2 separate regions of the Mus musculus genome follow, and region 1 is linked to region 2. A link is a loop called in an ENCODE intact Hi-C map of the cell type or tissue named here. Cell type or tissue: left cerebral cortex. All regions are shown on one strand. Links, peaks and the distances in the headings refer to the core of each region. The heading gives the core; the rest is flanking DNA. Region 1 overlaps Zfp984 (zinc finger protein 984). Region 2 holds the start of Zfp993.

Region 1 (16,335 bases), core at 4,916-12,915, 1.3 Mb before region 2:
CTTCCTTGTCACTAGGCTGATCCTAGGCAGGGCTGCTAATTTCTATTGTAAACATTTATTTAATTCCTGCAAATTCCTTTTGCAGTCATTCTCTTGTATCTGGTAAATTTCAGTGTACCTTGTCTGATGTGATTTGTAGCTCCTGGTAATTTTCTGTATTATAAAATAGTCTAATGCTCGACCTGAGATTACATTCAGATTCAACACCTCTCCTGTGTGCGTCTGTTTGTCAATTAATCCTACGCTTTGCCCACTTGCCCCAGAGACCCGTTCCACGCAGACACAGGGATCGAGAGGGTCTGTGGCAAATATCTTTACAACGAGAAAGAAGACAATATATTTATTGATGTAAAGACTAAGCTTTTTTGAGCATCTGTGAGAAGGCTCAGTGTAAAATGTCTGTAGGATGCAAAGCTAGAAATCTGACCTTAATCAATATATAAAAAATGTGCAGGGGCTAAAATTATGGCTCTGTGGGTAAGAACACTGAATACTCTTTCTGATGTTATGAGTTCAGTTCCCAGCAACCACATGGTGGCTCACAACCATGGGATTTGATGCCCTCTTCTGTTGTGTCTAAAGCGAGCTATAGTGTTCTCATATACATAAGATAAATAAATCTTTAACGAAATGTCCAATGTAGACTGTACAAAGTTGTCTTCCAATCTACCTATATCAGTTATGGCGTAAATCACTATAAAAATATGAGTATCTCTCTCTTTCTTTCTCTCTCTCTCTCATATCACTAATGGCCAAAATCACTGTATAAATACCATACAAATGCACACACACCATAAATTTTTCCATTTAATTTTATTGCTGTTACAGTATCTACCATCTCTAGATAATTCATTAGAAGTGACTATTTGAAGATGCAGTGCCAAAACATAACTAATGGGAACATGAAGAAACATGAAGTATCAAATAATATTCACATAGTCATAGCAAGTGAGGTATATTGTGAGATATGCAGTTGATTGCTGATTATTCTACTTGGTTCCATCTCTGATTGATGAGCTACTTAATGTTTTTGATATTCTCTTCTATTAAACATATGAACATGAACATTGTTAAATATGTTGACAAAACAGTAAATGTTAGGGTTACATCTTCTACCATTGGACATGTATTCATGAGGCTGACACATGAAAATAAAGAGTTCAAATGTAGCCTTGCCCAATGACTGACATCCAAATGAGGCTGGATAGCAAGCATCATCTCTAGGGATTTTGTGAAAATCTGAAAACTAAAACCAGGAACAACCACACAACACCCTTCACAAACACCTTACTTGGAAAGTATGAGTACACACAGTCTGATATTTAAATAAACAATGGATCACAGAGATGATCAGCATCCATGCTATACATTGTGGGGGGGGGGAGATCACCATGTGAAAATGCAGAAGAAGATGACCAGGATCCACAGAAGGAGTATAACAATGGCTTAATAAAGTTTTGTGAATGGATTTGCCTCACATACATTAAACTTTAAAATTGGCTTCAAATATTTCAAAATACAAACTCCCACAACTATTAATGATCACGAGAGACAACTATGATGTTTAGTCTTCATCAAAAGGTCACATGAATAGTGTGTTTCTCTTGTGTGAGTTCTTTCCTACATTTACTTGTGAATGCATTAATTCCTGTAAAGGCATCTAAAAGCTTACTCACAGAATTTTTCTTTATCATGAATTTGTTTATGTAACAGAAACAATACTGCATGAGTCACAAGGTTAACAGAAATCATTTCTTCATATTTGTTAGAAGAGGCAGGCAAAATCCTGGACATATCACACCAAGCTTCAGGTGTCATGTGGGAGGATTTATTGGCAGAAAGAGCCTCTGAGAATGGTGAGAGGTCAGAAGAAGAGAAGGGTCTGTGCAATGAGGGAACACTCTTTTATTCAGTCCATGAGGATGGGAAGCGTGTGAAAGGGAAGTGGTGCCATGTTGGGTGCCATGGCAACAGATGCAGGGGCTGTTGCCTACAGATGAGGAGTGTCCTCACTGGGTCTAGAAGTTGGCTGTAAAGACACTTCTAGCTGTCCACAGATGCACCTGACGCTAAGCACATTGCTTGTATTTGTAGGATTTCTCTTCATTATAAATTCTTTTATGACATTTTTGTGATAGTGACATGAAAAGGCTTTACTGGATTGATTACTTTTTTAGGGTTGGGCTTCGGGGTGAATTCTTTTCTTTTTGTAGACTCTAGAGACCAGTTTTTTTCCATATTGTGTCCCAGTCTAATCTTGTAGGACATTTGTCTGAGGGAAATGCAAAGGCAGATACAGATCAACACATCCTCTTTTCCTTGGAAATATCGACCTAAAGGAAGCACAAATATTTTAGGCAAACTTCCATTAGTATGCAGCATTGATAAAATGAGTTTCAATAACAACAACGACAACAAACAGACTCCTGAACAGAAGTGGAGTGCTCTTCATGTACAAAATTTAATATTTGTAACCCTTGTGACTCACACAGTACTGTTGCAAAATCATGTTTTGCACATTAGTAATACTCACAATCCTAGTTTGAGAGGCTGAAGTATGCTCATGTCATTGTGGACACTTTCAGAACAATTACCCTTATGTACATTGATGCAAAATACTCAATAAAATACTCAAATACTGAATCCAAAAGACATCACTAAGAATCCATCCAAAATGATGAAGATTGTTTTCTCATCCAATATATCTTGGGGAGTTTCCATTCCCTCTAGTCTTCTCAGTTCCTGTCCACTTTTTCTCCCTTCTGGATCTCCCTTTCTGTATCTCAGTAGGAAAACAAACAAGCAAGCAAACAAATAAAATCCATAGACTCACTAATTGACAAATCTGCCCCCAAAAAGCTAAGGTAAAAGTTATAATATATTTCAAAAGAACTAGCCCAAGCATTAGTATTTGTACATCACACTTTCTAGTCTCAAATTTCTGATATATGTTTGTGCATTTTTTGTGTGAAATATTTTGCTGATTGCTGATAAAGTATATTTTCCTATGGGTCCTTTTAAGTGAAGATATCAAGAAGCTAAAATTTCAAAGGGGAAGAAATTTTTTGGCTCAGCTTTGAGTTCATTAGTCAGAATGAAAGACGATGATTGATGTTTACTGGATAGAGGATATAAATGTGGGAGTCTCTGCAAACACTAGTTCTGGTAGAGTAACAATCCATGAGACAAAAAAGAAATCTAGTTCAATACCACTCTGTAATTATTTCAGCACTGGTTGTGGGTGTGTTGTGGGTTATTGCCAATGAAATTCCTACAGCACTCAGAGAAAATCTTTCCCAGTGCCTGTGTTAACATCTGAAGTAAAAAGTCTCCTGGTATTCAGAAGTCAAGATAAACTACAAAGCCCCATGGGACAGTTAACCACACACAAGATAATGACTGGGAAGAACACTGGAGGGAGGCTGCCTCTGCTCAGGTGAGAAGCAGAAGAGAAATGAGTGGGAGGCAGGCTTTGTATAGGGTTTAGTTGTAGGTGATGGATTTTCAGGATTGGAAATACCCGTGGTTGGAGATTGCTGGTATTTTATGTCCTGAGCTTGAGCAAACTCAGGGATTTCTGAGTAGTTAAAACCAGTAAGTGTGCTATCCATTCTTCCTGTAGACAATGTTGAGTGTAACTTCTAGATTCTGACCCCAGGGTGGTTTATTTTAGAAATAATTAAGCACAGTAAAATTTTGGAAAGAAATTTCTTGGTAATAATTGTCTCAATCCTCTGTGCACAGTGAAGATGAAAGTATGACTACCTCAAAAGTCTTTTGCAAAGTCTATGTGAGTCTTTCTTAAAGTTGGATTCTAAAACTAAAGGGCCTAGAGGAGGATCAAGCATACAGTGTAGAGGACACCAAGCTACAAGATACATGTCACAACTCCTGCAAGGCTTGTTTGTATTGCCTGAGAAACAATGATCAAGGGAAGATTGTCTGGGACAATTTTATTGTTTGGGACCTTCAGGTGTTCTATGGAACTACATCTAGCACAGCTCACCATGCCACTTACTACATCCATTCCCTCACTTCTGGTCAGAAAAAAGTGTACTTTTCTTCCACTGAAGAGAGAACTCTGTGGTTTTATATTCCTGGTTACCTAGAGCTTATTTTTGACCACAAGATCCTTTTTCTCTCTACAGAAAAAAATCTATTTTATCGATGTTTCTAGTTCTAGTGTTATTCACAATAAATTCATAGCTTATTTTGGAGGAAGGACAAATCTTAGATCAATGTCTTTTTGGTTGGTTTTGTGTATATATTTCACTTTTTATAGCTTGCAAAGCCCTTCCCATAACGAGGACTGTGGAACATAAGAGCCAATGCTCTTGGACGCACCAGCTTGACCTCTTCATACACAGTGAGTTGTGTAAGTCTGGTCATTAGCAATGAAGACTTATTGTCAGTTTGTAAAAAGCAACACCTTTTGTTGTCAGTGCCCTGCAGTGTTTGCTTATTTTTATGAAACCACTTTGTAGAACAACTCAGTTGATAAAACCCAGTGGAAAAGACAAGACCAACTGGAACTCCATCTCTTTCAGAATTCAGAGACTTCATTAGAATCACTTTCATACACTTATAAGCTGGTTCTGGTTTTTTTTTTTTTTTTTTTAATATTTCCAGACATCTTACTAAGAATACAGCCATCCAAACTTCATGGAGTCTTGTACCATGGTGCTTTCCTATGCATTTGCAGAACCACAAGTGTGGCAATGCAGTATACAAAAGTTCTTACTTTCTAATAGATGGTGATTTTTCTTGGACCTTACAACCAGAATTAATGCAACTTGAAGAAATTTAAGATTTAAAACTGCAGTTCTACTGTGTATTCAACTTTATGTTTTAGCATTTTTTCAAAGAACAATGTAAAAAGAAACGTTATTTTCCTTGTATTTCTCTTGTTATCAATTTTTAAAACCTAACGTGATGCATTGGTACAATGATAATTGATTGATACAATGGTAATTTATGTACTTTTTCAAGGCATGTCCAGAAACTGCCTGAGTGTCATTTGCTGAATGCATGAAATGCAGAGGCTTAGTACAATCTTCCAAAATGAATATACCATTATGTGTACTGATTGATAAACAGTGATGTCTGTAAATGTTTGTTTTCTTGATCACTTGGAGCCAGTTACCTCATCCTTTTTAAAACTCTGTTAAAGATTTCTGTATACTATACCATTCCTTCCCCATGTGATGGGGTTTTCTTGATGTTCCCGAAAATATTGCAAAGGTCTTTCTTAAGACCAGCAATGGTGATACAAAAGCCAACAGACATACACACAGAGTACACAGATAGACACGAACATGGAGACAAAAGGTAGACACACAGGAAGAGAGATATATACAAGGCAGCATTCAGCAAGTTACAGGTTTAAATTAACTGAATAGACACACAGAGGATGGAAGGCTTAGATAACAGGAAGTAGAGAATTCATCTTTGGACTCGCACTTAGTTAAATTATCTCTGAGGGAAAGGTTATTTATTCTTCTCTTAACTCATATGCATTATTAATCACCAGTGTTTAATCTATCCACATATGCAGAATCAATTAACTTGTGAACTTTTGACATAATTTTTTTTTCTTTTCACATAAGCACAATATGGGAAAATTTAAAACTCACCACAATGGGTAACAAGTAGCCCTGCATTCTGGAAGGTGTCCATGGGCTCAGAACCCTGTTCTCTAAAGAAAGACCATCAGGTCTAGACTTGTGCTTCTGAGCTCTCACTTCCATGCTGGCCTAGAATCCATTTTAACTTCTCACAGTCATCACAACAGGTTTTGAACCTCAGAGGTCACAAGAGAATCCTGGAACTCATTACAATCATGAAAAGAGTTGACTTCCAGCCATATTCTCTAAGGTGACTTGGGTAATTCTCGAGTCTCCTTTCGCCAGCCTATGAAGATATGCATGGGTGTACATAGAGTATTATAGAGCACAATCAGGGAATCTTCTATGAACAAATGGCTAAAAAGTGCAGTATGTATTGTAGGTCTGTTTTTATTTTTTCCTTCCTTCCTTCCTTCCTCTCTTCCTCCCTTCCTTCTTTCCTTTCTTTATTCTTTCTTTTGATAAAAATCTAGACAGTTATTCAAAGGAATTTTTATTTATTGCCTCACCTTTCAAGCAGTAAATAATATTGTGCCTAAATCTGACATCATTTTAATTCATCATTTTCTTTGACTAAGGCATCCAGCTCCTCTACCTTTTGTCCAAGTCTAATAATCTGTCTCCCACACGTTCTCTATGAGTTATTATTATTTGCCTTACTGCATTTTCTTTTCAGGCTCTTTTCCTTGTTTATTTCTAAGCACATATTGAACTCAATTTTCATATCCTATGTTGTCCTCCTTTCCTTCAGGCATTTGCTATTATTCTCTTGCCCAGGAATCATTTTGTTCCTGTCCTCTTTCAGTTGATATATGTGGCTTACACACTTTGATCTCTTTGATGATGACTCTGGGTTTTCTATTCTTTACCTTGGATATCATGTAAATTGCTCTCTTTATAAGATACATACATAGTTGATAGTTTGAGCAAAAGACATTGTATCCTAGTTTTACTTTGTTTTGGGTATTGAGCATCAGAATTCAGAGGGAGTGCTTAATTGTGTGCATTTTTAGCCCAGGATTCTAGACTCCCAATATGAGAAGTTAGGCAGGATCCGTTGTATCTGAAGGGTTCAGAACCCAGGTGCAGTGTCCTACTACATTCAGTTCTGGTCTAGTCTGGCAGCAACCTTGTGGGAAGCTGAGCAGAGTAGGTCCTGAGAAGTTGTGTTTCCACAACAGAGTTGGAGGAGTGGTTCCTGATGGGGAGGGTGGGCCTCCTGCTTCATTAGATAAGATTAAGAAAAAGACGAAATAAAAACAAAGAATCAATCAATCCAAAAATCAATCAACGAATTAAATAAGCAAGCAAGCAAGCAAGCAAAAATCCAAACCCACAAAAATTGCTCTCAAGAATTGGGAAGCTAATTAATTAAAAAGCCCTGAAGTAGATGGGTTTAGAAGAATGGCAGGAAGCTGCTGAGTATTGGGCGGGTTCAGAAGGAGGGGCTCTGAGGAACCAGGCAGAAATGACAGGAAGTTCCATCTTCTCCTGGTACCTTGGCTGCCTCGTGGTCAGGAAGTCCTGGAGGGAGACTAGTGCCTAGTATTTACAGCACCTGAAAACTTCCTTAAGCTGCAGTTGTTGTGCTGGCCTCCTAGGACATTGAGCAGCTGGTCCTGTCACCTTCCAGGTCAGAGGAGCTGTTGGGCTGGTAAATGGGCAGGAGCAGGGCAGGCATGTGGAGCAGGGGTGCATTTTCTGTCGCTACTCTCACAATTCTGTTGTGGATATCTTACCATTGTCAGGAAGTTTGAGATCCTGTGACTTGGGTTCATGGTGATGTTTTAATCAATTTTATGGTTGCCAGAATATTTTTCTAAAGTATCCTTATAGATTCTTGGCTTCATCTGGAGTTTGTATACCGGGAGGTTTGTCTTTGCAAAAGCCTTTATAAAGCTCCTGTAATTCAAATTCGTTCATGCTTTCTTAACTCCCCTGTTCCTCCATTTGCCATCTCATTTCCCTTTCTCCAGGGAACTGAGTAGGCATCCTGAGAGAGCTTTGTAGATATTTGTCATATGGGGAATTGGTGGAGATTTGATTGAATTAGAAAATTTCGTTACGTTATAAAGCACCATCATATTGCTGTAAATATTAACATTAACCTAACAAAGTTATAGTCTCCATTAGTTTCACACTGAGGTATATGTAGTCTTTGATGTAAATACAGCATCCAGAGATGCGTCTTCATAGTCTTAGTTATTAATGTTACCCCTTAGGTTTCATTGAAGCATGAAGACAGGATTGCAGCAATGTACAATTGAGAAGATATATAGTAGGTTCTGTTAACCCTGAGTGTTGTCAGAGAAAAAGCAATTCTACAATGTTTGAAAGCTTTTTAAAATATTACATCTTCACCAAGAGATGGACTTTGGTCACTTCCTACTGCCAGTTTCATATGCCCTGTCGTCTAATTACCATGGCCTAGTCCTGTAAGCCTCTAGCCTCTTAAAAATCTTATTTAGTCCTAGAGTGTTTTCAACCCCTGAAATTTCCTGCGGATTAAGTTCCCCCTTTCTTTTAGGTTCCTTTCAACTCCTTTTTTTTTAAAAAAAAAAAATGTTTTCTTGGTTTTCCCGACAGGGTTTCTCTGTGTAGAGTCCTGGCTGCCCTGGAACTCACTCTGCAGACCAGGTTGGCCTCGAACTCAGAAAAGTGCTGGGATTAAAGGCATGCACCACCACTGCCCAGCCTCATTTCAACTCTTAACTGTCTGGTTCAACTCAGCTGTTCAGGCTCAAACTACTCTCCCAGCTGACTCATTCAGCCTGGTTCTCAGACACAGAATTGCTCTGCTTGGCCTTAAATTAACTGTAGCAATCTCATTTTTAAATCTTCTGGCTCCGTCTCTTTCTCCTGCTCATTCTGTCTTTGCCCGTGCCTAGCATGTTCCCTCTTCAATCTGACTCTGTAAAACTCTCCCAGTAAAACTGTGTCCTTCTCCCTCTCTGTGGCTCTACTCTCTCAACTGTACTGTACTCCTGCCCATGCACCCTACTGTATTCCTTTACCATCTCTTCTTCCTGTACTGTCTTTCTCTTCCTTAAGTAGCTTCCCCTTCCTCTCTCATCTCAGGAGTGTTGGGCATATCCTGTTCTCTAAGATCTTTCTCTGATATTTCACATTTTCTGCCATTCAGTTAGACAACACTTTCAAACATGTGCACCTCCTTCTTCTTAGTAAATGTACTTTCGTTATTTGGGATTAAAGCAAATCCTAAAGGCTTGCTTGTATTCCAACCACAGTGAGGAAAGCTGTGTGCCTTGTGCTGAACCACACCCTAAGTCAGAACAGGCTTGAATATCCCTACACAATAGTTTAGTTTGGCAGAATTTCTTCCTGAACTGAAAACCAAGATTTACATATAATAGTCTTCATTATGTAGATAGCTGTGCTATCTATTCTGACTTCTACCAAGAGTTTCATTGTGAACTTCTTTGCTGATTGGTCAATGAAAATCTGTCCTTTGCCATACTGTATTCCTTAGCATTTGCAATCTAGAAGGTTTGCGGGCATTATGAGTGGCAAAAATATGGTTCATAATGTCTCCATTCATTGTAGGCGAAAGAGCTTTACTATGTAGGACATGAGGAATATTTCCTAGTGTTCTTATATTCATTCATTCTTCACAAAAAAAATGTCTTCTTTCCGAAGTTCTCATGAAAATTTTATGTCTTATTCTTTTGTGTATATTTTCATTAGATTATTTTCTATGTAGGTTTTTGAGTAAAACGGTGTCTAAACTTATGTATATATATATATATATGTATATATATATATATATACACACACACACACTGTGTGAAAATATATGTTTTACACTGTCAATACTTGTAGCCACTTTTCTGAATTTAACATTACAGTTGCCAGTTATTTTCTCTTAGGGCTTGAAAAATATGATTCCATACTCTCCTGATTTTAAGCTATGGATAAATATTTAGTACTACTGTATGCTAATATAATATCACCTCTTTTGATGGTAAGGGCTAGGACAAGACATCTGGAAAGAGATAAACATTGTTACAGCACTTAGATGTGACAATAGGCAGATACACCAGAGAGTACAGGAATCCAATATCTGAGAGACTTTCCTAGGGAATGCTAGGCTACAATGCTATGGCCTTTTAGTACTCAAGAGTCCCAATGTTTGCACACTGCATGTTGCTATTTGAGTTTATCTACTGTAAAACAGATTTGATGAAACAAGTGATAGTAAACTTTGACTGGAAGGCTCAAGCATGTGGAATTGTGTCTCTTCAGGATCAGGTGTGTATTTGAGGAAATGTCAGTTGCAAGATTTAAAGTCGAAGCCCTAGTGTTCATATTGACTTCATAGTGGAAGTAGGTAAACCCATGGGTTTTTCTTCCCATTCTAGAATGAGCTCTTGTTCAGTCTCCATGAAATGGAAGATGTGCTTTTCCTGTTATACAATTAGATAAAAACAATTCCCGGACATACATTTATTTTATGTATTTCTTACTTTTGAATTTAAAGTACAACATCTGTCACTTGAGCAGGAACTTATGGTCTGTTGCTGGTAGAAATGACAACGATACTCAGCCTGTATGTCACAGGTAAGAATCATGAAGTGACATACTTTGAAAAATGTCCTCATTACTCCCTGAAAATTCATGTATTCCTATGCCCATTTTTTATTACACACTTGATGCTGTCTGTCTACAAATGCCCAGGGCATCAAGTTATACATATTGTAAATTTATGACAGCAATGTGTTTTTCCGTGCATCTCCAATTTCTGTTTTACAGAAATTCCTGTTGTCAATAAATTTTCTATCACATAAATTAGGGATTATACTCATTTCATGAATATTACAATTGTTAGAATATTCACAGAGAAACATTCTGGTAGAGGATTTGCATTATCTGGTTTCTTTGGTATTGCAGATATTACAAAGTTCCTAGAGTTTAATATGTGCTCTCTAAATCTCCTAGTGCTTGCCTTTTCAGGTGAATGGCCTTCGCACATGAAGTGTCCCAGAGTGCTTACACAGTTACCATGTCTTCTATCCCTGTCCCGTCCCTTGTTATTCGTGTTTTCATCCTATCCTTGTGTTTCATGTATGTTCTGAGGAAGGTTTTGGATGGGTATCCAGGCTGTCATATATTCATAATCCCATGTTCCATGGTAAGTGACAGCATGGGTTTCCATAACTCCACTCTCTCCTTCTTTTACAGTGTTGCCTTTCCCCCACTGCTGGCTTTTTATTCAGCTCTCTCTGAATTGGCAGTTTTCCTTTACAAACCATGTTTCTTTGACTTGGGCTGAAAGCACCAACAATTTAAATATATTTCCGTATTTCTACATATAGCAGTATGTCAGTTATAAATTCACTTTTTCAGCCTGAGCTTCCAGTTCCATGTCTGTATTTCCTTTGTAGGCTGACTTTAGTTCAAACCAGTAAAGTTTCTGTTACCTACTTGTCACTACTACACCTGTCAACATACATTGTCAGACAGGTTGGTATTCCAGCACAAGGGTCATCATCTAGGGAGAACCATTAATGACACCTTACACCCATCAGCCTACAGAGATCCTTTTAGCAGTTTGCATGCTAAACCAGCATATCCAAGAACCTTTTAGACACTGAGTGCTCTTCTCAGTTATCAGATTATTCCTTAGGAATGTATAAAACCAAATCTCATTTTTTTTTGGATTTTTCTTGTATTATTCTATATCCTGTTAAGTATTTTATCAGATTGGATTATTCTCTTGGGATACTTGCAGGTCTTGAGTTGAAGAATTATGTTTCTTGTAATTGGAGAAAACTTGTTTTCCTCATATCCTTATTTGAACACTGAAAACATTCTAAGTCTTACTTGCTATGTGCAAGCACTGCTGTACTGTGATAAGTTATTGTGGAAACTTTGCACATCCTTTTCTGTCTTGGAGTTTTTTTAGGAAATTCCCCCTGTGACAGTAAGTTTGAGGCTCTTTCCCACTTTATCTTCTATTTCCTGGATTGTGTCTTGTTTTATGTTGATGTCCTTGATCCACTTGAACTTGAGCTTTGTGCAAGGTGACAAATATGGATCTATTTTCATTTTCCTACATGCAGACTGCCAGTTAGACCAGCACTGGTTATTGAAGATGTTTTCTTTTTTCCTATTTTCGAGTGACTCATTTTCATGCTTGTAAGCCCTCATGTACATAATTATGTGAAAATGTCTTTCACAACCAGTGTCCTACTTCCAAATTTCTCAAAATATCTTTCTCACCTCACTTATCTTTCCTGACTGTGCTGGCACTTACCCTGGCACTCTAAGAAGGTAGCCTTCATGCTCCATGAATCCTGTCCCAATATTTATTGATTTATGTCTCCACAGCAGCTAATTGAGAATCAAAGATGTGGCTCTCCAGTTAAGGGCACTTCTTCTTGCACTATGCAGGTCCAGAATATCTTTTACCATTGTCTTGGTGCTATAGCTTCTGCATTTCTGAAGTCTACAGAGCTACATGCAGTCAAAGATCATATTCCCTAAAAAATTGAAATAAATAAACTTTATTTAAAAATTAAAAATGATCTGGAAGTGTTGTGTAGGACACAAGAAACAGTACAGGAAAGAGAGTGAGAGGAATGTGAAGCCTGGATATGTTAAAGGACAGCTGACCCTTCATATCAATATTTTACCAATTAGGAAGGATCCCTATGTATGATAAAACTATTTTGTATCCATGGAACCCAGAGCTGGAGACTCTTATGGGTTCATTGTAATGTGAGAAAAGAAGATTTATCCTATATATGAAGTATTTAGGTATTCACTTTTATGAGGAGGCACCCTAATTGTGAAGGAATTTATAATACATGAAAATGCTGTTATCCAGCATCCCATCAACCAAGAAATCTGCTCCAGAAGGAAAATGGGTTGTATCAGATTCCACCATTTTCTTAATGTAAGGTATAAGCATGAGACTCAGATCTTAATCCTCACCACTGATGTTCCCACACTATAAAATAGTTCATGGTTATTAAACAAGAATCATTCATGACTAATATAAATGGGGTTATATGTTACATGTTTAGAGATGGATGAAATTTGAAGAGAAGTTGTTGCTCTTGCAAAGGAACAGGATTAGACTGTTAGCACCACATCACGTTCCATAACCACCTAGACTTCCAGTTTGTGGGAATCTGACCTCCTCTTCTGATGTCCACTGAGAGAAAGCATGCAAGCGTGGCACACACATACACATACAGGACGAACATTCATAAATAAGGCTAAACAAAATAAAATAAAATGAACAATTTAATATTAAAATTGTCTAAAAGCAGTCTAGAGGAATAGTATGACATGCTTTTGCATGTGTATGGGAAGGTCTTTCCACAAGGCATAGGGAATTGAAGAATTGTTTAGCCTAATCAGTTAAGAGTCCATGTGTTAACTCATAATGGATCTGCTTGATGGAAGCTTGTAGAGAAAGCAGGAAGCAGATCTAAGAGAGGATATAGTCACAGGGACAAGCTTAAAAGCATGTTCTTTGGTGCTATAAGGTCCTGAACACTAATTTCTCTCTGGCACTCAGTAGCTGGATTGTCCTATACATCCAACAATGATTTAGCATTCACATGAAGTTTTAAGCAGATTTTTATGAGCTGAATTGTAACATTCTACCTTTTAAATAGCCCAGGTAAGTTTCAATTGATAAGTGACCTCACACCAAGTTTTGCATGCAAGTAAAGCAGAAACAAGTCCATCTTGAAGGAGGAGTAAGTTAGAAAGCTACACTTTTCTTCTCAACAGTGTGCACTAGACACTGATATGAGTGGTTATAAGTAAATATGATGACAAGTTTATCATCTTGAAGAAATCCAGGGTTTCTATTCCTGCACAAACATCATGACCAAGAAGCAAGTTAGGGAGGAAAGGGTTTATTCGGCTTACACTTCCATACTGCTGTTCATCACCAAAGGAAGTCAGGACTGGAACTCAAGGAGGTCAGAAAGCAGGAGCTGATGCAGAGGCCATGGAGGGATGTTCTTTAATGGCTTGCCTCCCCCAACTTGCTCAGACTGCTCTCTTATAGCACCCAAGACTACCAGCCCAGAGATGGTCTCACCCACAAGGGGCCATTCCCCCTTGATCACTAATTGAGAAAATGCCTTACAGTTGGATCTCATGGATGCATTTCCTCAACTGAAGCTCCTTTCTCTGTGATAACTCCAGCTGTGTCAAGTTGACACAAAACTAGCCAGTACAATTGACCCCTTGTCAACTTGACACACAAAAACATCACTAGTAAGCCTCAACCCTTACAATCTTATTCATCCCCAAGGTCTAAATAACTTTAAACATCCCACAGCCTTTACATATTCTTAAAATTTCAATCTCTTGAAAATATCCATCTCTTTTAAAATCCAAAGTCTTTTTACAATTAAAAGTCTCTTAACTGTGGGCTCCACTAAAATAGTTTCTTCCTTCAAGAGGGAAAATATCAGGGCACAGTCACAATCAAAAGCAAAAATCAGTGTCCAACCTTCCAGTGTCTGGGATCCAACTCACAATCTTCTGGGCTCCTCCAAGGGCTTGGGTCACTTCTCCAGCCATGCCCTTTGTAGTACACGCGTCGTCCTCTAGGCTCCAGATGCCTGTACTCCACTGCTGCTGCTGCTCTTGGTGGTCATCTCATGGTACTGGCATCTCCAAAACACTGCATGACCCCTTTAGTCCTGGGCCTTCAATTGCAACTGCAGCTGCACCTTCACCAATGGCCTTCCATGGCCTCTCACAGAGTCGAGCCTTAGCTGCTCTGCGTGACCCCTTCATGCCTTCAAAACCAGTACCACCTGGGTGACCCTTATATATTACCAAGTCCCGCTGCTTCAGGAGTACAACCTTGACTATCTCTGGAACACAGCCTCTTTGTGCTTTCAGAAAACACTTCCCAGAAGATGTCACCTCAATGATGCTGGTCTCTTCTTAATCACTGCTAATTTTTTAGCTCCAGCTAACCAGCATCAATAGTCCCAGTAATTCAAAGTTTTTGCTTTAGTAGTTCTGCTATCTTGTTAATCACAACTGATTCTTCAGCCCCAGCTAACCAAAACTACAGAATCTTCACAATCAAAACAGCAATGGCCCTGAAAAGAGTCTTTAATTTTCCCTCTGAAATTTCACAAACCAGACCTCCATCTTCTGCACTGTTCTCAACATTATCTTCCAAGCTCCTACACAGCATCTGACAGAGCTCTTAACAACAAATGGATCTTCAAGCCCAAAGTTCCAAAGTCCTTCCACAGTCCTCCCCAAAACATGGTCAGGTTGTCACAGGAATACCCCACTCCTGGTACCAACTTCTGTATTAGTCAGGGTTCTCTAGAGTCACAGAACTTATGGATAGTCTCTAGATAGTAAAGGAATTTATTGATGACTTACAGTTGGCAGCCCAATTCCCAACAATTGTTCAGTCGCAGCTGTGAATTGAAGTCCAAGGATCTAGCAGTTACTCAGTCTCACACAGCAAGCAGGCGAAGGAGCAAGAGCTAGACTCCCTTCTTCCAATGTCCTTATATTGTCTCTAGCAGAAGGTGTAGCCCAGATTAAAGGTGTGTTCCTTAAACTCGGAGATTCAATCTTCTGGAATCCATAGCCACTATGGCTCAAGATCTCCAAACCAAGATCCAGATAAGGATCTCCAAGCCTCCAGATAAAGGTCACTGGTGAGCCTTCCAATTCTGGATTGTAGTTCATTCCAAATATAGTCAAGTTGACAACCAGGAATAGCCACTACACCATGATCTTTGCCATTTAGATTGAGCCATTGCCTGAGGTGGTTTTCTGTAAAAAAGTACAACACACTTAATAAATACATGTACTGTTTCTGCAGGTCAAATGAAATAAGGTGAATTCTAAACATGTTCTATGAGGTAGAAATGCTCCCAGCAATTTTCAGACAGGCTTTAAGCATTCTGATTGCTATCTCTATGTTGCATCATGTGGTTTATATCAGTAAGAATTTTCTATAGATGTTGATGGGATACTGTGCTGAAGAAAAAAAGCATTAAGGAATATCCCATTTAATGACTTTGCTCTTTTATTTTGGAGTTATAAGGTTCTCCTACTCCATGTTTTTCCCCTTCCTGTAGCTATGGTTCATGTAGGTTGAGATTCTGAAGAGCAATCATGGTGGACAGATGCAGAGAAGCTGCCTTGGGTGGGAAAGGGTCCTAAGGAGCTAATGGGAGTGGTGGAGAATGACTTGTTGTTAATGATGGATGCAAGCTGACAGTTCTGTACTCTGTGGCGACAAGTCTCTAAATAGCTCTTTGCAGATGAAAACTCCTTTGCATAAGCTACTTCCTTAGGAATTACAAATCATTACAATCATTTACTCCAGGTTCTCTTTTGATTATTCTGAGTCAGCATTTTAAAACCTTAGAACCTTTACTCCTAGAAAAAACAACAATACAAAAACAGAAGTACATTTGTTTTTGTTTGTTTGCTTTGTTTTGTTCTTAAGCATAGCAGCTCCTATGTATGTTGCTTGGATGCACTTTCTGGGCATAGAGATTATTTTATTATTACTCTTTTCTTTTCTTTCTCTTTCTTCCTTCCTTCCTGTCTTCCTTCCTCTCATTTTTTCCACACTCTAGATTTTATTGCCCTCCTGGTCCATCCTCTAACTATTCCACATCCCACACTTCCTGCCCACCTCTCTGTCTCCATAAGGATGTCCCCTCCTCCTCCCCAC
Region 2 (16,335 bases), core at 2,839-10,838:
TCATCTATTAAGAACAATGACATCAGGAGCTTTGGAGGAAAATGGACTGAACTAGAAAATTCCATCCTGAGTGAGGTAACTCAGACCCAAAAAGGACATGCATAGTATGTACACACTAATAAATGGATATAAGCCCAAAAAAGTATATAATACAACGTAAATGACTAAAAAGGGTTAAAAGCTCAAGGAACCAAGTGAGAATGTCTTAATCCCAGTTGGGAGAGAGAAGAAAGCAGTCATGGGGGAAGAAGGAGGGAGGGACTTGAGTGGGAGCAGGGACAGAGAGGGGAAGGAGAAACATGATCAGGCATTATGAGGGATGGGGGGAGGACAGAAGCCCGAGAACCAGTAAAAAAATGGAAATAGACAGCCTCAGGAGGTAGGCTATAGAGGTCCATCTCACATGTTCCAAAGACCTAGGAGGTGAGAGACTCCCAGGACTCAAAGGGAGAGACCTTGGATAAAGTGCTCTACAGTGGAGAGGGGGAACTTGTAGAGTCCACCTCCAGTGGAGGGACAGGCATCAAGTGGAGTGATGGAGTTGCAATCCTATACACAAAACCTCTGATCCAGAATTCTTCCTGTTTGAAGCATCTCCAGGGACAAAACTGCAGAAGCACATGAGAGAAAGGAGGTCCATGGACAGGCCCAAATTAGGATCCATATCAAGGGGAGGCAAAGGGCAGTGACACTGTTACTCATACTGTGGTATGCTTATAGACAGGAGCTTGGCATGGCTGCCCTCTAAGAGGTTCAACAAGCAGGTGAGTCAGATGCAGATTCTAGCACCCAACCAATGGATGGAAGCCAATGACCCCTGTGGTTGAATTGGGGAAAGGCCAGAAGAAGCCGAGGCGGAGGGTGGCCCCATCCATATGCCAGCAGTCTCAACTGAACTGGACCCTGCAAGATCTCTCAGAAAAGGGGCCAACAACCAGGCCATATACAGCAGCTGACATGATGATCATGACAAATAAACAGTGGATGACTGCCTGGTCTGACCTCAGTGAAAGAACATTCACCTAACCCTCCAGAGACTTGAAGTGCCAGGGACTGGGGAGGCCTGGTGGAATGGTGAGGTGTGGACATCCTCTTAGTAGGGTGGGGAGGAGGGATGGGATGGGGTGCAGAGAAAATTTTAGAAACTTTATTTAAAAAAATCAAGTTAAGGGTCTTTAGTGTAAAAATGACAATTGACTCGTATATAACTTCTATATGCAATTTTATGACTAGTGTTACTATGAATATGAATAGTGTTACTATGAATATATTTTATGCTGAGAGCATATTGCATAAAATATATTGACATACAAAATCAAGGAGGAGACATGGTAGAAACTCACTGATGGCTGCCAGGGAGAATATATATACAGAGGGATAAAATGAATCATTTGAGGGTAATGCCCTTGGAACGATTCCCTCATTATATCAAATCTGTTAAAATACTATCACAGTTAGAACATCTTCCTGAATAAGCATGTATCTGCATTGTGGCATTGTTCCAGGTAGTTCTCAAGTTCCCAATCAGTAATAAATATGAATACAATGACACTCTTCGGAGCCTAGCTGTTTGTTACAGATTTCATCTCTGGCCACCACTCTTGTAGGTAGGTTCACATGAAAGACAGAATGTATGATAATGGTCTCTTGGCATACATACAAATACACATACAAACACATATATGCACAAATACATAAATATGTTTATGCATAAATAAAAACATAAGAATTCACTTGGGCCGGGCATGGTGGCGCATGCCTTTAATCCCAGCACTTGGGAGGCAGAGGCAGGTGGATCTCTGAGTTCAAGACTAGCCTGGTCTACAGAGTGAGTTCCAGGACAGCCAGGGCTACACAGTGAAACCCTGTCTCGATAAACTAAAAAAAAAAAAAAAAAAAAAAAAAAAGAATTCATTCTAAACATGGAGATACTATTACAGAAGAAAGTTGTCATGACCATGATATCAGCAAATATTTAGTGCTTTTTATGTATTTCATTGACCTTATATTTCTCTCATGTCAAATATTTCTCTTGGCATTCAACAGGTATATGAATGATCTCTTTCAACGCCCCGGCCTCAGAAGTATAGATTGACAATGAGAAAAAGCAGATGATTGAGTACCATGGAATGTCAGAAAATGAATGAGAATTGACAAGGGAAATATTGATTTCCTAGGAACAATAAACACTAGGCCAGGAATAATCAAGTGCAGAAACCCAGGCTCTCAGTGTTCCTTCTAGCACTTTCTCAGGAATAATCAAATTCTGCACCAAATTCACAAATTTCTTCTGAAAAATCCCACAAGAAATTTGACCAGAAAACAGTAGATAACACAAGGATAGGATGAAAACATGAATAACAAGGGATGAGACAGAGATAGAGATGGTAACTGTGTAAGCACTCTGGGACACTTCATGTGCGAAGGCCATTCACCTGAAAACGCAAGCACTAGGAGATTTAGTTAGCACAGATTAGAGTAAAATCTAGGAGCTTTGTAATATCTGCAATACCAAAGAAACCAGGTAATGCAAATTCTCTACCAGAATGTTTCTCTGTGAATATTCTAACAATTGTAACATGCATGAAATGAGTATAATCCCTAATCCATTTACTGACAACAGGAATTTCTGTAAAACAGAAATTGGATATGCAGGGAAAAATACATTGCTGTCATAAATTTACAATACTCAAAACTTGATGCCCTGGGCATTTGCAGACAGCATCAAATGTGTAATAAAAATGGGCATAGGAATACATGAATTTTCAGGGAGAAATGAGGACATTTTTCAAAGTATGTCACTTCATGACTCTTACTTGTGACATACAGGCTGAGTATCGTTGTCATTTCTACCAGCAACAGAGCATAAATTCCTGCTTCAGTGACAGATGCTGTACTTTAAGTTCAAAAGGAAGAAATACATAATATAAATGTGTGTCCTGGAATTGTTTTGTCTAATTGTATAACAGGAAAAGCACATCTTCCATTTCATGGAGATTGAACAAGAGCTCATTCTAGAATGGGAAGAATAACCCATGGGTTTACCTACTTCCACCATGAAGTCAATATGAACACTAGGGCTTCGACTTTAAATCTTGCAACTGACATTTCCTCAAATACATACCTGATTCTGAATAGACACAATTCCAAACGCTTGAGCCTTCCAGGCAAAGTTTACTATCACTTGTTTCATCACATCTGTTTAAAGTAGATAAACTCAAATAGCAACATGCAGTGTTCAGACATTGGGACTCTTGAGTACTAGAAGGCCATAGCATTCTAGTCTAGCATTTTCAAGGAAAGTCTCTGAAATATTGGATTCCTGTACTCCCATTTGTATCTTCCTATTGTCACATCTAAGTGTTGTAACAATGTTTATCTCTTTAAAGCTGTCTTTTCCTATCCCTTACCATTAAAAGAGATGATTATATTAGCATACAGTAGTACTAAATATTTATCCATACATTAAAATCAGAAGAACATGGAATCATATTTTTCAAGCCCTGAGAGAAAATAACTGGCAACTGTAATGTGAAATCCAGAAAAGTGGCTACAAGTATTGACAGTGTAAAACATACATTTGAACATAGTAATATATTAAGACACCTTTTTTACTCAAAAAAATTACATAGAAAATAAACTAATGAAAATATGCACAAAAGAATAAGACACAAAATTTTCATGAGAACTTATGAAATAAGACATTTATTGTGAAGAATGAAGGAATGAATATAAGAAAAGTAGGAAATATTACTCATGTACAACATAGTAAAGCTCTCTCCCATACAAGGAATGGAGAACAATATGAACCATATTTTGCCACTTACAATGCCTGCAAACCTTCTAGATTGCAAATGCTAAGGAATGCAATCTCACAAAGAACAGATTTTCATTGACCTATCATCAAAGAAGTTCACAATAAAAATCTTGGTAGAAGTTAGAATAGATAACACAGCTATCTACATAATTAAGAGAATTATTTGTGAATCTTGGTTTTCAGTACAGGAAGAAGAAATTCTGCCGAACTAAACTGTCATCATATTGTAAAGGGATATTCAAACCTGTTCTGACTTAGGGTGTGGTTCAGCACAAGGCACACAACTCTCATCACTGTGGTTGGAATACAAGCAAGCCTTTAGGATTCGCTTTAATCCCAAACAACAAAAGTACATTTACTAAGAAGAAGGAGTTTCACATTTTTACAGTATTGTCTAATTGAATGGCAGAAAATGTGAAATATCAGAGAAAGATCTTAGAGAACAGGATATGCCCAACACTCCTGAGGTGAGAGAGGAAGGGGAAGCTACTTAAGGGAGAGAAAGACAGTACAGGAAGAAGAGAATGGTAAAGGAATACAGTAGGGTGCATGGGCAGCAGTATAGTATAGTTGAGAGAGTAGAGCCACAGAGAGGGAGAAGGACACAGTTTTACTGGGAGAATTTTACAGACTCAGGCTGAAGAGAGAACATGCTAGGCACAGGTAAAGACAGAATGAACAGGAGAAAGAGACGGAGCCAGAAGATTTAAAAAAGATTGCTATAGTTAATTTAAGGCCAAGCAGAGCAATTCAGTGTCTGAGAGAAGAACCAGGCTGAATGAGTCAGTTGGGAGAGTAGTTTGAGCCTGAACAGCTGAGTTGAACCATCCAGTTAAGAGTTGAAATGAGGTCAGACAGTGGTGGCACATGCCTTTAATCCCAGCATATTTCTGAGTTCGAGGCCAGCCTGGTCAGCAGAGTGAGTTCCAGGACACCCAGGACTCTACACAGAGAAACCCTGTCTGGAAAACAAAAAAACAAAACAAAACAAAACAAACAAAAAAAAAAAAAAAACAAGAGTTGAAATGAACAAACAAAGGGGGAGCTTATTCAGCAGGAAATTTCTGAGGGTGAAAACACTCTAGGACCAGATAAGATTGTTTAGGGGCTAGAGGCTTCCAGGACTAGGCCAAGGTAAGTAGACAGAGGCAGTAAGCCTCCCAGACAACAATTATAATAGGAAAATACAAGTTACTTTTAAGGTTCTGTGGAAAATCTAATACCACTCACTATAAAAGCTTTCTAGAATGTAAGAAGAGAAGAAACACACCTCAGAAAACAAATGGAAATAGACTTGAAACTAAACCAAACCGTCCAGAAAAGGTAGAAAAGTCATTATTCCATCCTTTTTTTTCCATTTTGTATTAGATATTTTCTTTATTTACATTTCAAATGTTAATCCCTTTCCTAGTATCCTCTCCAAAATTCCTCTATCCTCTCCCCCCTCCCCATTTTAAAGAACCCATCCTCTCCTGCTTACTGGCCCTAGTGTTCCCCTATATTCTGGCATAGAACTTTCACAGGTCCAAGGGCTCTCCTCCCATTGATGACCTACTAGGCCATCATCACCTACAGATGCAGCTAGAGCCATGAGACCCACAATATGTTTTGGTTTTTTTTGGGTTTTGGTTTTTTGGTTTTGTTTTGTTTTGTTTTTTGGTTGGTGGTTTAGTTTCAGGTAGCTCTAGGGATACTGGTTAGTTCCTATTGTTGTTCCTACTATGGGGCTGTAAACCCCATCAGGTATTTGGGTACTTTCTCTAGCTCTTTCATTGGGGACCCTGTGCACAGTCCAAAGGATGACTGTGAGCACCCACTTCTACATTTGTCAGGCACTAATAGAGCCTCTCAGGAGACAGCTATATCAGCCTCCGGTCAGCAAGCTCTTGTTGGTATCCACAATATAATAAGGCCAAATTCAACAAACTGCATCAGTGTGAACACAATTCAAGGACTTAAACTCGTGTAGACTGGACCGAAGACGTGATTCAGAAAGCAAGAGCATCTTCTGGAGAAGAACAACTCAGATCAGACCATCCACTCTGTCAACAAATATTGTGGATGGACTCTCTGGTGGTAGCATTCAGAGTCCAGAAACTGCTATGCAAACTGGGGCAGGAGGCAGAGTTATCAATGGCCATACCCAGATTTGTATCCTGTGTGCTACAATTTCAATCTGCCAGGCAAGGCATGGCCTCCAGTATCATAGTGGCAAGGCTATCTGTGGGTAACAAAAGGCTTTCCTGTTCAAGCTGAGGCCGGCTCCTCAGGAAAAACATATATAGACTAAACAGAGAATCTGGCTAAAATCCAATAAGGAAGGTCAGAGGCCCTGGGAGGGAATCCAGGATTGACATCTGCTTCATGTGTAAATGGCCCTTTTCAAACACATTAACTGATGCTGATTTCAGTCTGGGTAAAAGAAACTTTGATTTCAATGGGCAACAGCAATTTCCCAGCATCAAAATTATTTAAATATTGACATGAAGTGAGAGCTGACAGCACTGCCTAACATGGGAAATCCATATCATCACATCTAATATTCTTAGTTGAAATCTTTCACTAAGACGCATCTCTGAATGCTGTACTTACATCAAAGAGTGCATATGCCTCAGTGTGAAACTAACGGAGACTAACTTTGTTAGGTTAATGTTAATATTTACAGCCATATGATGGTGCTTTATAACGTAAATTTTCTAATTCAATCAAATCTCCACCAATCGCCATATGACAAATATCTACAAATCTCTCAGGATGCCTACTCAGTTCCCTGGAGAAAGGGAAATGAAATGGCAAATGGAGTAACAGGGGAGTTAAGAAAGCATGAACGAATTTGAATTACAGGAGCTTTATAAAGGCTTTGGCAAAGACAAACATCCCAGTATACAAACTCCAGATGCAGCCAAGGATCTACAGGGATACTTTAGAAAAATATTCTGGCAACCAGAAAATTGATTAAAACATCACCATCAACCCAATTCACAGGATCTCAAACTTCCTGACAAAGGTAAGATATCCACAACAGAATTGTGAGAGTAGCGACAGAAAATGCACCCCCTGCTCCACAAGCCTGCCCTGCTCTTGCCCATTTCCCAGCCCAACAGCTCCTCTGACCTGGAAGGCTACAGGACCAGATGCTGAATGTCCTAGGAGGCCAGCACAGCAACTGCAGCTTAAGGAAGTTTTCAGGTTCTGCAAATACTAGGCACTAGTCTCCCTCCAGGACTTCCTGACCACGAGGCAGCCAAGGTACAAGGAGAATGCTGAAAAGGCGGGACTTCCTGTCATTTCTGCTTGGCTCTTCAGAGCCCCTCCTTCTGAACCCGCCCAATATTCAGCAGCTTCCTGCAATTCTTCTAAGCCCACCTACTTCAGGACCTTTTAAATTAATTAGCTTCCCACTTCTTCACAGCAATTTTTATTGTTTTGGATTTTTGCTTGCTTGCTTACTGAATTCATTGATTGATTGGTTGATTCTTCGTTTTTTTTTTTTTGTTTTTTTTTTTAAAGATTTATTTATTATTATATGTAAGTACACTGTAGCAGCTGTCTGAAGACAGCTGCTATCGGGTGCTCTTACCCACTGAGCCATCTCACCAGCCCCGATTCTTCGTTTTTATTTTGTCTTTTCCTTAAACTTATCTAATCATGCATGAAGCCCACCCTCCCCAGCAGGAACCACTCCTCCAACTCTGTTGCAGGCTGCCTTCCACACAACTTCTCTGGACCTACTCTGCACAGCTTCCCCACAATGTTGCTGCCAGACTAGACCAGAGCTGGATGTACTAGGACACTGCACCTGGGTTCTGAGAGTTTTACAGAGTCAGACTGAAGAGAGAACATGCTAGGAACAGGTAAAGACAGAATGAGCAGGAGAAAGAGAAGGAGCCAGAAGATGAGAAAAGATTTCTACAGTTAATTTAAGGCCAAGTGGAACAATTCAGTGTCTGAAAGAAGAACTCAGCTCGGAGAGGAGTTTGAGCTGGAAAAACCGAGTTGAACGAGCTAGTTAAGCATTGAGAAGGAATAAGAAAGGGGGAGCTTGCCAGGCTTGGTGGCACACGCCTTTAATCCCAGCACTTGGGAGGCAGAGGCAGATGGATTTCTGAGTTCGAGGCCAGCCTGGTCTACAGAGTGAGTTCCAGGACAGCCAGGGATACACTGAGAAACCCTGTCCCGAAAAACCAAAAAAAAAAAAAAAAAAAAAAAAAAAAAAGAAAGAAAAAAAGAAAGAAAGGGGGGGGGAGCTTATTCAGCAGCAAATTTCAGAGGCTGAAAACACACTAGGCCTAGATAATACTGTATGGAGACTAGAAGCTTACATGACTAGGCCTAGGTTAATAGATGTAGGCAGGAATCCTCCCAAATTACAGTGACAGTAGGAGAATGAAACTTACTTATACAGCCCTGTGGTAAAAAGTAGACACTGCTCAGTATGAAAGCTCTCAAGAATAGAAGAGAAGAAACATACCTCAGAAATAAGGCAAACAGACTCAAAACTAAAGCAACCAGTACAGAGAAGGTCAACAATAATTATTCCACTCTAATGGGGATTAATGCAACACAGAATATCAATAAGAACACAGGTCAAGGACAGGAAAACATTTAGAGTGGATAGAATAGGTGATTCAGAAAGCAAGTAGATCTTCTGGAGAAAACCACCTCATATCAGACACTGTCAACAGACATCTTAGACATCCTGGTGGTAACTTCCATAGTAACAAAAACTGCTAGGCAAATTGGGGCAGGAAGCAGAGTTATCAATGTATATACTCAGGTTTGCAACCTACTTGCTGCAATGTGAATCTGTCAGACAAGGCATGGAAATTTTTATGATACTGGCAAGACTGACTATCTGTGGGTAACAGGTTTTCTGTTTCAAGCTCCACAGGAAAAAAAAATCCATAGATTACAGTGAAAATCTGCCTAAAAATCCGGTAAGGAAGGTCACAGGCCCTAGGAGGGAATCTACTGATGATATTTGCTTTATGTATAAATTGCCCTTGTCAAACCCATAGACTGATGCTGCTTTCAATCTGGGTAAAAGAAACTTTGATTTCAATGGGCAGCAGCAATTTCCTAGGATCAAAATTAATTAAATATTGACATCAAGTGACAGCTGACAGCACTGCCTTCCATGGTAAATCCATATCATCACATCTAATATTATTCTTTTCCAGAATCATTAAGGAAATAGAATCTGGCAAAATCAAATTCATGTCCTCTTTGTACTGGCAGGTGAGCCCCACTCTACCCCTTGTTCAATACCTCTAACATACCTGGATCCTTTGTGAGAGTCTCCTTGACCTTAACTATCCAGTGCTCTTAGTGTTGATTTACAGTTATGGAGATTTGACTGAGCATATGGAGACCTGAAAGTGAGAAAATATAGTTTAGAATGAACATGGAACTGTTCATGGAACAAAAATGAAAGACGTCAATGCCCGAGAAAAGGATCAATATGAAGGAAAGAGAAGATATCACGAGAATACCTATTTTTCTCCGAGTATTCCAGTTTACCCTAAAGATGTGAGAGTCAGCCACACAGTTAATACACATACAGAGTCTTTTTCCAAGCAACACAGAAGAGGAGGAGGGAAGACTGGAAGAAAATTATTCTGACCCAGAATCCAGACAGTAATCCAGTAAGTAAGTGATCAAGATTATTCAAAAGATGTTGTCTAATTTTGTCTTAATCCATAGTAAAAGCCTGTCGGTAGCACACCTTTAATCCCAGCACTTGGGAGGCAGAGGCAGGCAGATTTCTGAGTTCGAGGCCAGCCTGGCCTACAAAGTGAGTTCCAGGACAGCCAGGGCTACACAGAAAAACCCTGTCTCGAAAAAACCAAAAACCAAAAAAAAAAAAAAAAAAAGAAAAAAAGAAAAAAAAGAAAAAAAAAATCCATAGTAAATTTTCCACTTATTAAAATATCTACTCCTGAAATCATCACCTGCTGGGCTGAACCTTGGAAAAATTCAAAGAAATTCAGGAAGAATGGCTACCTGGGGTACCTGTTAACATATCAATTAAGTCATAGTTGGATAGGTGCTTTCTTGGCTGCTGGTTATCTCTTGGCCTGCCCCTCTATCCTCCAACACACCCTCAATTCCCCTCCCCCCACCTGATAGCCTGGTGCAGTTTGGAACCAGCCAGTATCTCTGAATGCTTTCTCCCTCAGACTGAAAAGCCAAATATTAACCTCACCACCAGCACAAGAACCAGGTATCTTATTGAAGTGCTGCAGGTTGCATGTCTTAGAAAACTAATAAAGCCTCATAGGAAACTACAGTTGCCTATAAAACTGCCTGTAGCATTGAAAGACCCCCGAGGTGGGTGGTCAATCAATCTGAGGAGACCCTCCCAAGGATCAGCGAGACCACGATTCGGATGTAATCAGCAAGAGGCTTTATTGGGAACACGGGTACCCGGGCGACTCAGTCTATCGGAGGACTGGCGCGCCGAGTGTGGGGTTTTTACCCTTTTTATAGGGCTGGGGCTGGGGAGCAAAAAGCGTGGGTACAGAAGCGAGAAGCGAGCTGAGTGGTTAGTTTAAATCAAGGCTTGGGGTATTTCCTGGTCATTTGGGGAACCTGAAACTGAGGTGGGACTTTTTCAGAAACTGTTGCTGGTTCCGCTTTATCTGGGTACCATCTGTTCTTGGCCCTGAGCCGGGGCCCAGGTGGGTACCATCGGTTCTTGGCCCTGAGCCGGGGCCCAGGCGCTTGACCACCGATATACCCTTTTTGGCCCTTGTCCTAGTATTATTCAGCCTTGATTTTTAACTGTTAATCTTTAACTGAACTTCCTTGTAACTTTTGAGAACTCAGCTCTGGTACTTTTTCATGCCTTGCAAAATGGCGTTACTGCAGCTAGCTTGCTAAGCCTTATGGTGGGGTCTTTCATTCCCCCCTCTTTCTGGAAACTGAATAAAATCTTTTATTCACGTGATTCCACTGCTTCTGGATCTATTGATTTGAGTTGGTGATACTGTTGGGTCAGAACCAGGGCCTGCACCACCGAAATTCTGTCTTTTACAAACTGGACCAAGCGGTTGAGAATACAGGGTCCGAAGAGTAGGATTAATAAAAGTACTATCAGAGGGCCCATAATGGTGGATATCAGGGTCGTGAACCATGGGGACCTGTTAAACAGTCCCTCAAACCACCCTTGTCCTGATTCGAACAATTTTTGTCTCTGGTTTAGTCTCTCTCTTAGCTTAGCCATGCTATCCCTTACTACGCCAGTGTGGTCCGCGTAGAAACAGCATTCTTCTTTTAGGGCAGCACATAATCCTCCTTCTTTTAGGAACAGCAGATCTAATCCTCTCCGGTTCTGTAGGACCACCTCAGACAACGAGGTCAGAGACTTTTCTAGGGCACTGACTGATTTTTCTAAGGCCCCAAGGTCTGTATGTATGGCTGCCTGGAGCTGCTCGAATTGTTTGGTGGCCACTAGGGCTGTAGTCCCTGTTCCTACTCCTGCAGCTATGCCGCCCATAGTAAGTCCTCCCAACAGCAGGGCCAGAGTTAATGACACCGGCTCCCTTTTATATTTGGTTTTTCTCTCAAACTGGCCATAAACATAACCAGGGGAGTGGTAGGTCACCTTTGGCCAGAGCTCAACCAGGACACAGTAATCGGTGGTGAGGTTGAGTACAGTAGTAGATAGGCAGGGAGTGAGCCCGGTGTTGCAAGCCCAGATGGTCCCGGCGGGAGCAGCCAGATAGTAGGACCCGTCGCTCGTCTTCTGGGTGGTATTACACAGGGCCTGATGGGTTTTGGGAACTGCTCCTACGCAGAGTCCCTGTCCGGTCACTTCGGACAGGGTCAGCTTGTGTTGGGAGGCCACGGAGCAGTTAGCTGGGGCAGAGGTATGGTTGGAGTAGGTACCTAGGACGGCAACCCCTTCGTAGTAGGGGGGTCCCGATACCAGACACAACCAGCACTCTTGGGTTTTGTCAGGACTGGTGAGGTTGAGTGCTTGGTAGGCTCCGTCTACCAGATTTAGTAGCCTGTCTCCTGTCCCAGGCTGTTGAGAAGGCGGGGGAGCCCCAGGTACCATAGAGACCGTGCCTGAAGGAGGATGATGAGGAGGCCTGGGGAGCATGATCTGCACGGGTTGGGATGGGGGTAGCTGGTCAGTGATCACGGGATTAGGCCCAATGGGGACGCGGGGTCCTACATTGAGGACCTGGCGGGTCAAAGAGAACCGGGTCACCGGGTCGGCCCTTGTGGATCGATAGAGTCTTAGTCCCCAAACTTTGGGGGCATCCCAGCTGGCCTTTTTACCCGCGTCAGTGAATTCTAAGACTAGGGGGTTGCATCGACCCCCCGGTGTAGCACCCTGGACGCCACTGGAGACCGAGGAATCATAACAGGGGCCCTGATCCTTAGGAGTGTTTCCTCGCTTAAGGGAAATTAGGTCCCATGATGATGAGGGCTTCCAGTATGCCTGTCCAGTGGTCTCACATCCCCATTTGCCACAGTAGCCCTCTCCCGGCCCTCCACACCCTATTGGTACAGTATGACCGGAGCAAACATAGAAGTCATACAGTCTTGTCCTTTTTCTTCTTCCGGGAGAGCGGCAACCATCTCCATCTGGGTCGTCCCAGTAGTCTCCTACTAAATCACACAGGTCAAAATATAGTTTAGGGAAGGTGTCTGTCATCGTCCCCAGGAGGGAGGTGGCGTTAGCTGTTTGTCCTGTCATTAGGTTGGTAACTCTCCAAGTAACATTGAAGACCTGGTGAGGGCTGTCACGTTGTCCCGAGGCTCCTGCCCCCACTAAGATCCCCATAACTATCAGGGGGCCCCACGGGTTAATCTTATCTTTAAGGGATTTTGAGAACGCTGGACCTTCCATGCTGTTCCGGCCGGAGGAGTTGTCGCCGCCTTTACGTGAGCGGCGTGTATCCACGCAGAGATGCCGTCTACTTTGAGAGCGGTGGGGGTGGTCAGTAGGACGGTGTAGGGTCCTTTCCAGCGAGGTTCTAGGTTCTTAGTCTGGTGCCGGCGTACCCACACGGCGTCACCGACACGGAAGGGGTGTGGTATCACTGGCTGATCCAGCTGGTCCTGATAAGCAGCGGCCAGTGGCTTCCAGACCTCTCGTTGTACTGCTTGGAGGGCCTGTAAGTGAGCTTGGAGAGAGGGACTATTAGTTAACTTTGACATTTCAGGATCATGAAAATTGACGAGGGGCGGGGGTGCCCCATACAGGATTTCATACGGAGTAAGTCCATGGGGGCCCGGAGTATTCCGGGCTCGGTAGAGGGCCAGGGGGAGTAGGAGTACCCAGTCTCTAGTGCCAGCTGCAAGCGTTAATTTGGTTAAAGTCTCCTTGATGGTTCTATTCATTCTCTCTACCTGACCTGAACTCTGGGGTCTATAAGCACAATGTAACTTCCAATCAATCCCCAGTAAATCGGCCACCGAATGACTTACTTGGGAGACGAAGGCAGGCCCATTGTCAGAACCCAGTACCTGTGGCATCCCGAATCTTGGGAATATTTCTTCTAATAGCTTCTTGGTTACCACCTTGGCGGTTTCACGTTTAGTTGGGAAGGCTTCTACCCAGCCAGAGAAGGTGTCCACGAACACTAGGAGGTACTTGTACCCGTACAGTCCTGGCTTAACTTCAGTAAAGTCAATTTCCCAATGGGTACCTGGTCGATGTCCGCGTACTCGTACCCCTGCCCCGATCTTGGCTTTACTAGCATTCACTTGAGCACAAGCTGTGCATGATTCTGCCACATACTGGAGAGTTCTGTCTCTGTTTAACATGTAGTAGGGGCTTTCTTCTCTGTCAAGGAGTGCCTTCATCTTTTGAGGGCTGAGGTGAGTGAGCCTGTGTAAGGAGTCTAATAGTTCAAACACAAACTGATCGGGCATTACCGGCTTGCCTTGTAGAACCCAATATCCTTTTATCTGATTATAGGTGGCTCCCAGTTCTCGTAATCTCTTTAGATCTGTTTCAGTGTAGTGGAAATGGGAGGGCGTATACGGGGTCGAGTCCTCTATGAGGAGGGTGGAAGTTTCTGGAGATGTCCTTATGGCTGCCTCTCGGGCCGCTTGGTCTGCCATACGGTTGCCCCTGGCTTCAGCACTGTTTCCCTTTTGATGCCCGGGGCAGTGAATTATACTGAGTCTTTTAGGCAGGAAAAGAGCTTTCAGTAAAGCCAGGATCTCGCTCTTGTTTTTGATTTCTCTGCCCTCTGAGGTCAGCAACCCTCGCCTCCTATAGATTTCTCCATGGACATGGGCCGTGGCGAAAGCATATCGGCTGTCAGTGTAAACATTTAGCTTCTTACCTTCTGCCATTTTCAGGGCTTGGGTGAGTGCGATCAGTTCGGCTCGCTGGGCTGACGTTCCAGCTGGCAGGGCCCTCGCCCAGATTACCTCGGTCTCTGTCGTCACTGCTGCCCCAGCTTTTCGCTGTCCTTCTTGCAAAAAGCTGCTCCCATCGGTATACCAGGTGTGGTCGGCGTCTGGGATGGGCTGGTCGGTGAGGTCCGGTCTGGTTCCATGCGTTTCAGCCAAGATCTCGAGGCAATCATGGGGGGCTCCTTTCTCCGGTAGAGGGAGCAAGGTGGCAGGATTGAGGGCCACCACTGGTCCGAACTGAACTCGGTCAGTGTCTAGGAGCATTGTCTGGTAGTGGGTCATGCGGGCATTGGATAGCCAGCGGTCAGGGGGTTGCTTGACCAGTGCCTCTACTGCATGGGGGGCCAGGATGACTAGCGGCTGTCCCATAGTTAGTTTGCCTGCATCTTTTATCAAAACGGCAATGGCTGCTACCATCCGTAGGCAAGGGGGCCACCCAGCTGCCACTGGGTCTAGCTTTTTGGACAGGTAGGCCACAGGCCGACGCCAAGGTCCCAGTTTTTGCGTTAGGACGCCTTTGGCGTAGCCCTGCTTCTCGTCGACAAAGAGTTCAAAGGGTTTAGTCAAATCTGGCAATCCCAGGGCGGGGGCAGTTAGAAGGGCCTGTTTGATTTCTTGATAGGCCTTTTGCTGGTCTGGGCCCCAATTAAACAGAGTCCCCGTTTTGGTAAGAGGATACAAGGGGGCTGCCATTTCCGCAAACCCAGGGATCCAGAGGCGACAGAAGCCTGCCGTCCCTAGGAACTCCCTTAGTTGTCGAGGGGTCTTCGGAGTAGGCTGCCCCATCACAGTCTCTTTTCTGGCCTCAGTCAGCCATCTCTGACCCTCTTTTAGAAGATACCCCAGATACTTGACCTGTTTCTGGCAAAGTTGGGCTTTCTTGGCCGAGGCCCGGTATCCGAGGTCCCCTAAGGTTTGTAATAGGGCTCGAGTACCTTGTTGGCAGTCAGGCTCGGAAGTCGCGGCCAGCAGTAAGTCATCTACGTACTGCAACAGGATCAAGTCTGGGTGCTGGATCCGGAAGTCGGCTAGGTCTCTGTGCAGAGCCTCGTCAAACAGGGTGGGACTGTTTTTGAAACCCTGTGGGAGTCTGGTCCAGGTCAATTGTCCTGAGATTCCCATCCCTGGATCTCTCCACTCAAAGGCGAAGAGAGGCTGACTGGTGGGGTGGAGTCTCAGGCAGAAAAAGGCATCCTTTAAATCAAGCACAGTGTACCACTGGTGGGACGGTGGGAGCCCGCTCAAGAGGTTGTAAGGGTTGGGCACGGTGGGGTGGATGTCTTCCACCTGCTTGTTGACTTCTCTCAGATCCTGGACAGGCCTGTAATCATTAGTCCCTGGTTTCTTAACGGGTAGCAGGGGCGTGTTCCAGGGGGACTGGCAGGGTACCAGTATTCCCTGGTCCAACAGCCTCTGTATGTGGGGCTTGATCCCCAGTCTGGCTTCCTGTGACATGGGGTATTGTTTTATGGACACAGGGGTGGAGGTTGCCTTCAGAGGTATAATCAGAGGCGCTTGGCGAACTGCCAGTCCCATGCCCCCAGTTTCCGCCCAGGCCTGGGGAAAATCAGAAAGCCAGGTGGACCCTAGAGAAACATCCGGCTCTGTTGAGGTCTCATGTAGCCGATACTCATCCTCTATGTTTAGGGTCAGCACTTGCAGGGGCTGTCCCATCGGTCCCACAACCTGAGCTCCTGATCCCTCGAAGTGGATCTGGGCTTTGAGTTTAGTCAGCAAGTCTCTTCCTAGCAGAGGATAGGGGCAGTCTGGTACATGGAGGAAAGAGTGGGTGACCTTACCGGTAGCTAGATGTACTTTGCGATCCGTGGTCCAGCGATACCGCTTCCCTCCAGTAGCCCCTTGGACCCAGGCAGACTTGTCACTTAGGGGTCCAGGATTTTGGGTCAGCACGGAGTGTTGGGCCCCAGTATCTACCAGGAAGGTGACGGGTTGCCCCCCGACTTTGAGGGTTATCCTGGGTTCGGGGGGGGCTCCTGACCCTGACCTCCCTAGTCACCTAAGGTCAGGAGGGAGGTCTGGGGCCTCGGTCCTCGGGGCCCTCGTGGCTTCTTTGGGCAGTCCTTAGCCCAGTGTCCCTTTTCCTTGCAGTAGGCGCATTGGTCCTTATCAAGTTG

Evidence for each region. A loop is a pair of places that touch in the nucleus more often than their neighbours do. Peaks named below come from ENCODE experiments on the same cell type or tissue, not always from the same donor. Only the 100,000 strongest peaks of a DNase experiment are listed, where the experiment ranks them.
Region 1: a loop joins it to region 2, with 11 times the contacts of the local background. A loop is called at or near these places in 4 of 42 quality-filtered maps.

What each region holds. Positions count from the first base shown.
Region 1 is chr4:147,766,620-147,782,954 of GRCm38, reverse strand. All of the region lies in intron 3 of Zfp984 (zinc finger protein 984), which reads left to right. Among named protein-coding and RNA genes, the nearest start is that of Zfp984, 35 kb to the left of the region's middle. In left cerebral cortex, for the core only: no CTCF peak of the experiment used is centred there; no DNase peak of the experiment used is centred there.
Region 2 is chr4:146,505,639-146,521,973 of GRCm38, reverse strand. Zfp981 (zinc finger protein 981) reads right to left here. Exons shown (of 5, transcript NM_001243138.1): 2 at 9,097-9,189. Zfp993 reads right to left here and starts at 9,125. Exons shown (of 7, transcript XM_030253976.1): 1 at 9,097-9,125. 1700095A21Rik (RIKEN cDNA 1700095A21 gene) reads left to right here. Exons shown (of 3, transcript NR_045468.1): 3 at 2,047-2,935. It also overlaps the pseudogene Vmn2r-ps16. In left cerebral cortex, for the core only: no CTCF peak of the experiment used is centred there; no DNase peak of the experiment used is centred there.